Linked DNA regions of Homo sapiens: all the other regions are linked to region 1. A link is an interaction called in ENCODE POLR2A ChIA-PET data of the cell type or tissue named here. Cell type or tissue: A673. All regions are shown on one strand.

The links. ChIA-PET counts read pairs that join two places held together with the same protein. Peaks named below come from ENCODE experiments on the same cell type or tissue, not always from the same donor. Only the 100,000 strongest peaks of a DNase experiment are listed, where the experiment ranks them.
Region 2: POLR2A ChIA-PET joins it to region 1 with 7 read pairs; 1 of 35 experiments calls an interaction of 5 or more read pairs at or near these places.
Region 3: POLR2A ChIA-PET joins it to region 1 with 6 read pairs; 2 of 35 experiments call an interaction of 5 or more read pairs at or near these places.
Region 4: POLR2A ChIA-PET joins it to region 1 with 5 read pairs; 28 of 35 experiments call an interaction of 5 or more read pairs at or near these places.

What each region holds. Positions count from the first base shown.
Region 1 is chr18:63,361,819-63,364,318 of GRCh38, forward strand. It overlaps KDSR (3-ketodihydrosphingosine reductase), which reads right to left. Exons shown (of 10, transcript NM_002035.4): 2 at 961-1,050. LOC124904317 (a long non-coding RNA gene) reads right to left here. Exons shown (of 2, transcript XR_007066400.1): 2 at 1,875-2,500. Among named protein-coding and RNA genes, the nearest start is that of KDSR, 4.1 kb to the right of the region's middle. In A673, no CTCF peak of the experiment used is centred here; no DNase peak of the experiment used is centred here; H3K4me3 peaks cover 1,657 bases; H3K27ac peaks cover 1,840 bases.
Region 2 is chr18:63,590,084-63,592,583 of GRCh38, forward strand. It overlaps SERPINB13 (serpin family B member 13), which reads left to right. Exons shown (of 8, transcript NM_012397.4): 4 at 2,265-2,393. Among named protein-coding and RNA genes, the nearest start is that of SERPINB13, 4.0 kb to the left of the region's middle. In A673, no CTCF peak of the experiment used is centred here; DNase peaks (open chromatin) are centred at 688, 1,098, 1,418 and 1,828; H3K27ac peaks cover 1,872 bases.
Region 3 is chr18:62,937,626-62,940,125 of GRCh38, forward strand. The region is part of intron 10 of PHLPP1 (PH domain and leucine rich repeat protein phosphatase 1); the gene reads left to right. Among named protein-coding and RNA genes, the nearest start is that of PHLPP1, 220 kb to the left of the region's middle. In A673, no CTCF peak of the experiment used is centred here; no DNase peak of the experiment used is centred here.
Region 4 is chr18:63,415,790-63,418,289 of GRCh38, forward strand. The region is part of intron 1 of VPS4B (vacuolar protein sorting 4 homolog B); the gene reads right to left. It also overlaps the pseudogene LOC100422317. Among named protein-coding and RNA genes, the nearest start is that of VPS4B, 5.4 kb to the right of the region's middle. In A673, no CTCF peak of the experiment used is centred here; no DNase peak of the experiment used is centred here.

The DNA.
Region 1 (2,500 bases):
AAAAAGAAAAAAATAAAAGAAATTATAGAGGTCCAAGACTAAGTCTGCGACATTATTTAAATTTTCCCCCAAGGCCCTTCCTGGCCTACCATTCCTAATGGGTCCTGTCCAGCCCTCCACCCATTTGAGGAGTTACCATACTATCACCCTCCTTGCACATGGGTGAATCCAAGATCCCCATGGAAGTATGCCATGCTGACATTCCCAGGCACTCCATCATTCCTCCCTTCATTTCTTCATTCAACAAACATGTCTGAGCATGTACTACGTGTCAAGCACTAGAATTGCTGCAGCGGACGAGCCAGCTGTGTGGTCACTTTCCTCCAGTCCCCATATGGGGAGCAAGAGGACGTCATGACAGTTCACGTGCACAGTGTCACTGCTTTGTGCTCTAAAAACAACTTTGGCAAGACAAAAACAAACCCTGACAAAAAATAAAAACAGATTCTGTGTTGACTTAATACAGAAAAACACATTTTGCTAAACTTCTAAGGAGGGACGAGGTTCCTCTATGGTGTATAGATTTCACTAGAGATATATATCATGTCCTAAGCAAATCGTAGTGAAAAATTATAGAGAAACACCTACACACCTTCAGGTATCAGCTCCAGAATCACTGCTTCCAGCACTTCTGACCTGGCCAAGGGCCCTCCCTGGCTTCCAATGGCCAGGTGTGCTCCTTCAACTAGACCTTGGCCTCTCCCATCTCAGGATCTGCAGTATCTATGATGATGTTGCCTAATATGCCAATGGTACTAAATAAATACTTGTGGGGCCGACCTGATTTCAACAGAGAAGTGTTTGGCCTAAATACTAGAGAGAATCAGTAGTTCAGGAAACACATCTCACATCAAGGAAGAAGCGCTTTCTAGGTGTGAATGCTAAGATGTTTAGCACAGCCTCTTTGACTAATTTCAAGTCGAAGAAGCAAGTCAGTAATAATGAACCTAGAAGCCTTACCTCATTTCGTGCAACCAGAGTTATAAAAGCTCCTTGTTTATAGCACTCGATAGCAATGCACTTCCCGATGCCACTGGAACCTCCTGTAACCTAAAACAAAATCATAAAATATTCTTAGCACTTGAAATCTCCCCTCTGTAGGAAGTTTTTATAAAAAACAACTATGACAGGCTCTTAAAATGAATCTACAAGAACTAAATGATTAGCTGTTGTTAACTTCTTCATCCCAAACTTAATGACTGGAGTAAGTGTAAGCATGAAAGATACTATCAGCAAGGCCTGCTGCTTTGACTGTTTTCTTATGGAACCATAAATTGCACACCTATAATATTTTTCTGAGTTCACTGGTGGAAAAGTGCCCTATAAGTCTAGCTCATAAATAATACATTAGTCTGCCTCTGATTCCAAATCCAAATGAATCTTATTTTCTTTTTTTTTTTCTTTTTTTTTTTTTTATTATACTCTAAGTTTTAGGGTACATGTGCACATTGTGCAGGTTAGTTACATATGTATACATGTGCCATGCTGGTGCACTGCACCCACTAATGTGTCATCTAGCATTAGGTATATCTCCCAATGCTATCCCTCCCCCCTCCCCCGACCCCACCACAGTCCCCAGAGTGTGATATTCCCCTTCCTGTGTCCATGTGATCTCATTGTTCAATTCCCACCTATGAGTGAGAATATGCGGTGTTTGGTTTTTTGTTCTTGCGATAGTTTACTGAGAATGATGGTTTCCAATTTCATCCATGTCCCTACAAAGGATATGAACTCATCATTTTTTATGGCTGCATAGTATTCCATGGTGTATATGTGCCACATTTTCTTAATCCAGTCTATCATTGTTGGACATTTGGGTTGGTTGAATCTTATTTTCTTAATGCACATTTATGCAAGATTAGCTCTACAACAGATGAAAAGAATGGCCACCTGAATATTTATTTGAAATGACTGCTTAGTATAAAAGTAATATACAATCACAAGGAAATCCTGAAAAGTAAAGCTCTTCTTGCACTATTCTACCCCTATCTACAGTTCAGCTATACTGGCTTTCAATTATGGAATTATTCCTAATATTCACTGTTATACATAAATCATGCTGGGAGGAAGATCTCTGACTCCATGTTAGGATTTTAACATCATTGGGAAGTGTCTCCTACGCAAATGCACCTATCTCTATGGGACTCATAGGCATCCCTTACTTCTTTTTAGCTTCAACCTGCCACCACTGAAGAGATTTATTTGGTGGGTAATCAGCCAGTTATCAGCAGAAGATTACTGTAAAAACCCTCCAACCACAGTACCTTGGCACATCCTACTTCCCTTGCAACGAATGCTCTTCTCCCCACTTCATCTGACACCTACTCGCCCATCAAATCTCAGCTCAAATACCACTTCCTCAGGAAAGCCTTCACTGTCTCCCCTGCCCCCACACTGACACACTTTTCAGCACTGTATTTCTTCTTTATGACATGCACATAATAAACAGCTCTAGATTTATTTGTGTGATTATCTGATTCACAACCACCTCTCCTATCAC
Region 2 (2,500 bases), 230 kb after region 1:
TTTATCTTCTTTCAGCCTCTGTAAAGTCCGCAGTAGGGGCATCTGGCAACTGAGCCAGTGGTGGTGGTGGTAGTAGCAGTAGGTGATATTATTGCTAAACTCCACTCATATTTTTAACCCCGTGCTGATGTTGTATTTAAAAAATTATTACAGGCCCAATGACTTCCTGAGGTCTTTTCCAGCTCCAGTGTTCCTGTATTCGCCATCCAAAGGAGAGTCTACTCAAATATGGGAAAGGAATAAGCCCATTAGGTCGGGGCTAGGATCAGACGTTAGCACTCTCAGGAAGGGCACAGCTGCTCTGACAGTAGTCATAGTGCAATTCCAGACCCTCATAAAACCATGGCTCAGATCACCCAGCAATAGGAGCTGCTCATTTCACAACCCCAAAAGGCTAGGTCGTGTGGGTGGCTCAGTTGCTCCTGTGGAGGGTCAGGCTTCCTTTCAGGGTTTGCGCAACCAAGTTGGGTCATATGGCCACTGCAATGTTCCCTCAACTGAGAAGTGCAGTTGTCTTCAGAGCACATTCTTTCTCAGCCATGATAGCCCATGTAGAACCTTTGTGCAAATTAGAAAACAGCTCATTCTTTTGGATAGCTGCCCTACTCCTATGTGAAGGGCTAGATGACTGGGGTGGAAACTGAATTTCAGCTTTGTGTAAGGCAAAGCTTACACATACATGCTGTCTAGCAGTTTTGCCCATTCCCCAGAATTTTCCTGGGAGCCACAGGGGTATGAAGAGAATAGAATTACTGACTGAAAGGATATTAGCACTGGAATACATCTTAGAGGTCATCTACTCCAATCTCCTCATTTAATAGTTTGCCCAGAGACTGGCTTGGCATGTACCCGTTTGATTATTATGTAAATTCAGAGTATTTTGAATCTTGCTTTTAAAAAATGCTGATAAAATCTCAAGACATATGTACAAAAGGTATAAGGAAAAATGCAATAAACACACTTTAACCCCTCCTTTAAGTGTACAAAATAAACTATTACCAAATCAGCTGATGCCCCTTAGGCTGATGTATAACACCTTCCTTGAGCACGCCCCCATCCTCTCCTCAGAGAGGAAGTCCCACTATTGTGGATTAGGTGTTCATTATTCCCACGTATTTATTATTTCATTACATGCCATATATTTTTGTCATTCTTCTTTGGAACTTGATTATTTTTGGCTTAGCATCATGTTTATAAGATTCATCTATTTTAAGGGGATACTTATAGCTCTATTTGATTCATTTTTATAGCTATTTCCTCATTTATTTTGTTGATGGGGCCGGCCTTCCTTCCTTCCTTCCTTCCCTCCTTCCTTCCTTTTTTCTTTCCTTCCTTCCTTCCTTCCTTCCCTCCTTCCTTCCTTTTTTCTTTCCTTCCTTCCTTCCTTCTACAAACAATGCAAAAATGGCCTTTTTAATGCCAGCCTCCTAATTTGCCTGGGTGAGAGTTTATCCAGTCCCAAGCTATCCAGTATAGTAGCTACTCAAGTGGCTATTGAACACTTGCAATACATCTAGTTTGAATCCAGATGTGCTATAGGTATAAAATGCATATTATATTTTAAGAACTTAGTATGAGAAAGGAATACAAAATATTAATTTTCATGTATTATTTTTGCTGAAATATGTATCTTATATATTAATATGTAATTAATATTTATTGTATTTATATGTTGAAATAATGACATTCTAGATATGTCGTTAAGGTAACATAGAATATGAAAACTTCAATCAGAAAACTGATGGGTCCTACATAAAATATTCAGAAAATTTTTTTTTTCCCCTGGAGACAAGGATAAATCTCACTTCAGCCCAATGTGTAGTGACTCATACCATTAGGAGTCACTCTTCTTATTCACTATCTGGAAAAATTTCCAAACTTCAATAGATAAGAATCGTCCGGAGAAATCACTTACTTTCCTTAGATGCTTAGAATCTTGTGGGGAGCTAAAAACAAGCTTATTGAACATTTAGTGAGCACTTTTATTTGAGACCAAAAAAGCCCACAACTTGAGTTATAAATGCAAGATCTGTGGTGTTGGGCTGGCAGAGAAGGCTTCTCTCTGGAGCTGAGATTGGTCATAACTGACATTATCATATGACTTGGGTAAAGGCTACCTGATATCCAGGGGCCACATCAAACACAGGGATCACCCTTGAGGCTGACAAACGGAGGGAGAGACCCAGCAGCCGCATCCTCTTAGGGGAGAATCTGGGCTTGCTTTTGCCAAGATAACCTGTTGAGATTTTGTTTTAATTTTCAAGATTGAGAACACAGAAGCAGTACATCAACAATTCCAAAAGTTTTTGACTGAAATAAGCAAACTCACTAATGATTATGAACTGAACATAACCAACAGGCTGTTTGGAGAAAAAACATACCTCTTCCTTCAAGTAAGTTTGCCATGCCTACCATATCTGTGAGTGGTATTCTGGAATGGCCAAATGGCCCTGGTAGGACTATGGGTCCTGAAGTCGTGCTGCCTGGCTCTGGCCACATC
Region 3 (2,500 bases), 420 kb before region 1:
TTGCCAAATAATGTTACTTTCTCAGCTTTGAGTTTTGTCTTTCGTGAAATATGAGAGGTTATATCTCTGGGGTGATGGAAAAATCAAATGAGATAGAAAATAGTGGCCAGGTGCAGTGGCTCACACCTGTAGTCCCAGCACTTTGGGAGGCCTAGGCAGGTGGGTCACTTGAAGTCAGGAGTTCGAGACCAGCCTGGCCAACATGGTGAAACCCTGTCTCTGCTAAAAATACAAAAATTACCTGGGCATGGTGGTGCATGCCTGTAATCCCAGCTACTCAGGAGGCTAAGGTGGGAGAATTGCTTGAACCTGGGAGGCGGAGGTTGCTGTGAGCCAAATGCCACTGCATTCCAGCCTGGGCAACAGAGCAAGACTCTGTCAAAAAAGAAAATAAAAAAGAAGAAGGAAGAAAGGTCTGTGGTGTCTGTGGAATCTACAAAGTACCTTACAAATGAAAAGAAAACAGTCATATGTTACTGCTTTTTCTCTAATTAGAAGAGGATTGCATAGTGAAAAATGTTATATGGATGAAGCATGAAACAGCTGTTGGCACATTAAACCATCTTTTTTATAGTATACTTATTACAAAATTCTGTAAGGAAGAAGCTTGAGGATAGTTATCACATCATACAGAGTTGAGACCTGACTCAGCCCTTTAAGAATTCAGCTTTTTTGCAAGGTTGAAAGCAGAGAGTGGGGTTCTGGAGCCTATTTATTTACTAAAATTGTTAACCATCCTGGAGAAACTTTGCAAAACTAAAGTATTTGTTCGTTCTGGTGGAAGGATGAAATGTAGACTATTAAACCAATTTAAATTGTCTCCTGCTGAAACATTGTGAGGTTTTAGGAAGAATGGCTTAAGTGAATGGGTATTGAATTTAATTTTCCTGATACTATGATAATAAAAAATATTTTTAGTCCAATTGTTTGCTCTTTGACTATTAACCAGCAAGGTGATTAAGTCAGACTTTATGCAGTTCAGATGATGTCCTTTGGAACCACTTCATGTGGTTTCAACTAACTAGTTTCATTTCTTGGAGGTGGATGATGCTGGCAGTTTCCCCCTTAATTTTGCATAAAAGGTATATAGTTCCTTAATTACAGACAACTTTCAAAAAGATGAGAGGATAAATCTTTGAGGAAATCACTTTCTTCCCTTTATTCAGATGCCATGAGGGGTTTTTTAAGTTGCTTGGCAGCTTTCTAGATGAGCATTCACTTGTCTGTTTTTAAAACATTCCCTCTTTTTCTGGCCTAAAAAATATGCAAACATGAATTCACTTTGTTTTATCGCATGTGTTTGTGTGTGTATAACTACATATTTCCTAGAGAATTCTATTTTTGTCTTTTTTCTTTCTTTCTTTCTTTCTTTTTTTTTTTTTGAGCCGGAGTTTCGCTCTTGTTGCCCAGGTTAGAGCACAATGGTGCAGTCTTGGCTCATTGCAACCTCTGCCTCCCGGGTTCAAGTGATTCTGCTGCCTCACCCTCTCGAGTAGCTGGGATTACAGGTGCCTGCCACCACACCCAGCTAATATTTGTATTTTTAGTAGAGGAGGGGGGTTTCACCATGTTGGCCAGGCTGGTCTCGAACTCCTGACCTCAGGTGATCCACCCGCCTCAGCCACCCAAAGTGCTGGGATTACAGGTGTGAGCCACTGCGCCCAGCTGAGAATTCTATTTTAATGAAATTATTTTATATAGTTTCCCAGCCAACACTAGTCCATGATATTTTAGGGCAATAAAATTTATTTCTTACATTGTAATTTATTCTAATGCTACACTAAAGAAATTCTTAACAGGAAATAAGGTGGTCTAAATGGGATCTAAAGAAACAGACTCATAAAAATACTCTAAACAGCGATGGTAAACAACTATGTTGCTGAAACTTGTTTCCTTCCTACTTCAAAACCATTTCAGAAACTGCAGGAGTGACCTTTATTTCCTTCTCTGTAGCACACACGACTATAATTTCCCGTGACTATTTATGGTCTGGATAGCCGTTCTCTAACTTCCTTTTTTTTTTTTTTAATGTCAACGGAATACGTGTTTCTTTAATGGAAAATGTTCTATTTTGGGGAAGCTGCTTTTCCTCAGATAAGTAATGGAGTTGGTGCTTGTGTGTTGAAGGGGTTGTACAAGATTGAAGAGTTTTAAATTAGTGGACTGAGAGCTTGAAGTGACAGTCCTGGTGAGGACTCCTAGTAGCCTTTTTTTTTCTCTCCAAGATTAAAAATAACTGCCTGGTATTCTGTATTCTTTTTAAGGATGATTTTATTCTTTTTTTTTTTAACAGATGGCAGAATAGTCCTGAATTGAATGGTGAAAGTTTCAAACCAAAGTGATTGAAATGAGGGAATAGTGTGGTTCATCAACAGGGTTGATCTGGGGGCCAGGGGGAGGCATGGGAGATTTCACCCTTCTAACTCTTGTAGGCAAGTGCTATGTACTGAGCACTGTCTCTTTCCCACCTGCTGCAGCTGCACAGTTGGACATTCGTCAT
Region 4 (2,500 bases), 54 kb after region 1:
CTTCCCCGATGAATTTCTATACAAATTCAGAGCCAGGGATATGAACAAAGGTACAGTCTGTATGGTGAGCCACAGCCTAGGCAAACAGTGTCTTCCCAGTGCCTAGAGGTCCGTACAGCAGTACCACCCTGGGTTGTGTGATACCCAGTGCTTCAAAGAGCTTGGAATGCTTAACAGGCTGCTCGATCACTTCTGTGATGTCCTTAATCTGCTTGTCCAGTCCACCAATCATCTCTTAAATCAAGGTTGGCACCTTCTCCACCATCACTGGTGACACCAGTGGGTCTACTTTGCTGGGTATGATATTGTGCAGTGTGTCGCTATCATTTCTTAGCGCCCCCCTGGCAATTGGGTCTCATGTCATTGATGTTGCTGTTTCTGTCCACATCTAAGACAAACTTGCCCTTGGGATACACCTTGACTAACACTTTCTCCTTATTCATGGCCCGGACTACTTCCCTTATACAGGAGCCCTGTTCCTGCAGCAGCTGTAGCTCCTCCTGCAATAGGTGAACTTTTGCATTGAGTTCATTCATTTATGCCTGCAGCCTCTGGAGGTCCTGGCTGTTATCATTCACTACTGACTGGAGTTCTTCAGTCTCAGACAGATAATACTGGCAGAGTCTGTTGCCTGTCTTCCCCTCTTCCAGCTCCATCTGCTCTGGTCCATCAAACATTATCTTCCCTTTTCAGCCAGAGCTAATTTTCTTTCTGAATATAATCCTCACCATCTCCCTTGCTAACACCCTAGTTCAAGCTGCTATCATATATGTCAAAACTACTACCCAGCCTCGTGAGTGGTCAGTCTGTTCCCACCCTTGCTACCTCAAAACATAAAAGGTAACCTTGATGGTCTCCCATTAAAAACAATAAAATCCTGATGCTAGAGCTGATCTACAAGGTCTGAAATAACCTGGGCCCTAGCTACGTGTGGTTCTCCCCGAACCCTAGAATCCTCCTGCACTCAGGCAGCCCAAGCAGTTGAACCCTTCCACCTAGAATGCTCTTCCCTCCTTTCCCCAGACAGATGCATGATGTCTCCTTTTCAGTCCTAGTTCAGATGGCAAGTCCTTAGAGAGGCCTCCCTAATTTGCTATAGCAAAGGCTGCACCTCATTCCTTCTCTTTGCTATCTGCCCCCACTGCACTCTCTCATCCCATCACTGTCATTGTATTTACCTGTATGCTCACCCACTGGCTGTCTCCTTTAGGGAGGTAGGTTCCATGAGGACAGGACTTCACCTTGAGCTACCCATGCCTAGAATGGTGCCGGCATACAACAGGTACTCGAAATTGTTTAACGAATGAAAAAAAAAATTCCCTACTCCTTTTTCAGTATCTTCTTCCTTTTGGTTACTTCACTTCTGTCATTCTTAACAATTTCTCTCCACTAGATATTTCCATCGACATACAAACAGCCCTCCTTTAAAAAGTCTTATTTGACAAAACACTGTTCGGTGTTAGTTCTGTTTCTCTGCTACCTTTTAGAGCCAAAAATCTCACCAGAGTGGCCTCTATTCTCTTTCCTGTATCACATAATAAAACGGCTCATATCAAGGCTCTCTAGCATGCTAGATCCAAACACCAGCTCTGTCTTCTTGATCTTCTGACATTTTACAAAGTTGATTATTTCCTCCTTCTTGGACACTGTCCTCTGCTGAGCCCCCAACCACCACTTTGCTGGTTTTCCTCCCACCATTCTGGCTCCTCCTTCTCAGCGTCCTTCATTGATTCTTCCTCTCTTATGTGACAATGAAGTATATTCATCAGGTGTGGGCTGGGACTCATTTCTCTCTGTTTCCTCCCCCCCTACATCAGTGACTTAAGGCTGATGATCTTTGTGTGTGCATGTGTGTGTCTGAGCATGCATATGTTTTTTTTGTTTTTTTTTAATTTATTGGCCTCTCTCTTCTATTAGAATGTAAGCTCCAGGAGAAGAGCAGTTCTGTCTGTTGTCTTCACTTCTTTATATTCCCAGAGTCTAGCACAGTGGCTGACACAAGACTGAATGACTGTGTCACCCCAGGATCAGTCAGGATCCAGTTATCCATACGGAAGTATAAAGGTTGGGAACATGTGGAATTGTCCTGTTCCACTTAGGAGTCCCAGACACATCCACCTTAGAAAACCCTGAGAAATGGGGTAAATTCTACAATTACCTACCTCAGAAGAGGTGTCCCAGGCCCTGTCTGTTGAGACCAATTCTTTCTCCTCTGCTGTGGAGCTGATCCCCACCTTCCTCTGCTGACATTTACTCCATCAATGACATGCCTATCAACTGTTCTCTCCAACCTTTCCTTTTTTCCCTCAGCAGAAAAATGTGTTGTCCTATCTCAGACTCACATCTGCAGAACACAAACTACACACCATCACTCCTCAGCTCCTCGGTTCTCCTCTCCCTACATCTCACTCATCTCTTTGCCTCCACAGCAAAATCCCAAAGAATACCCATGTTCATCCCAGTTTCCTGATCTCCTATTTCTCCCACAGCAATGCTTTCT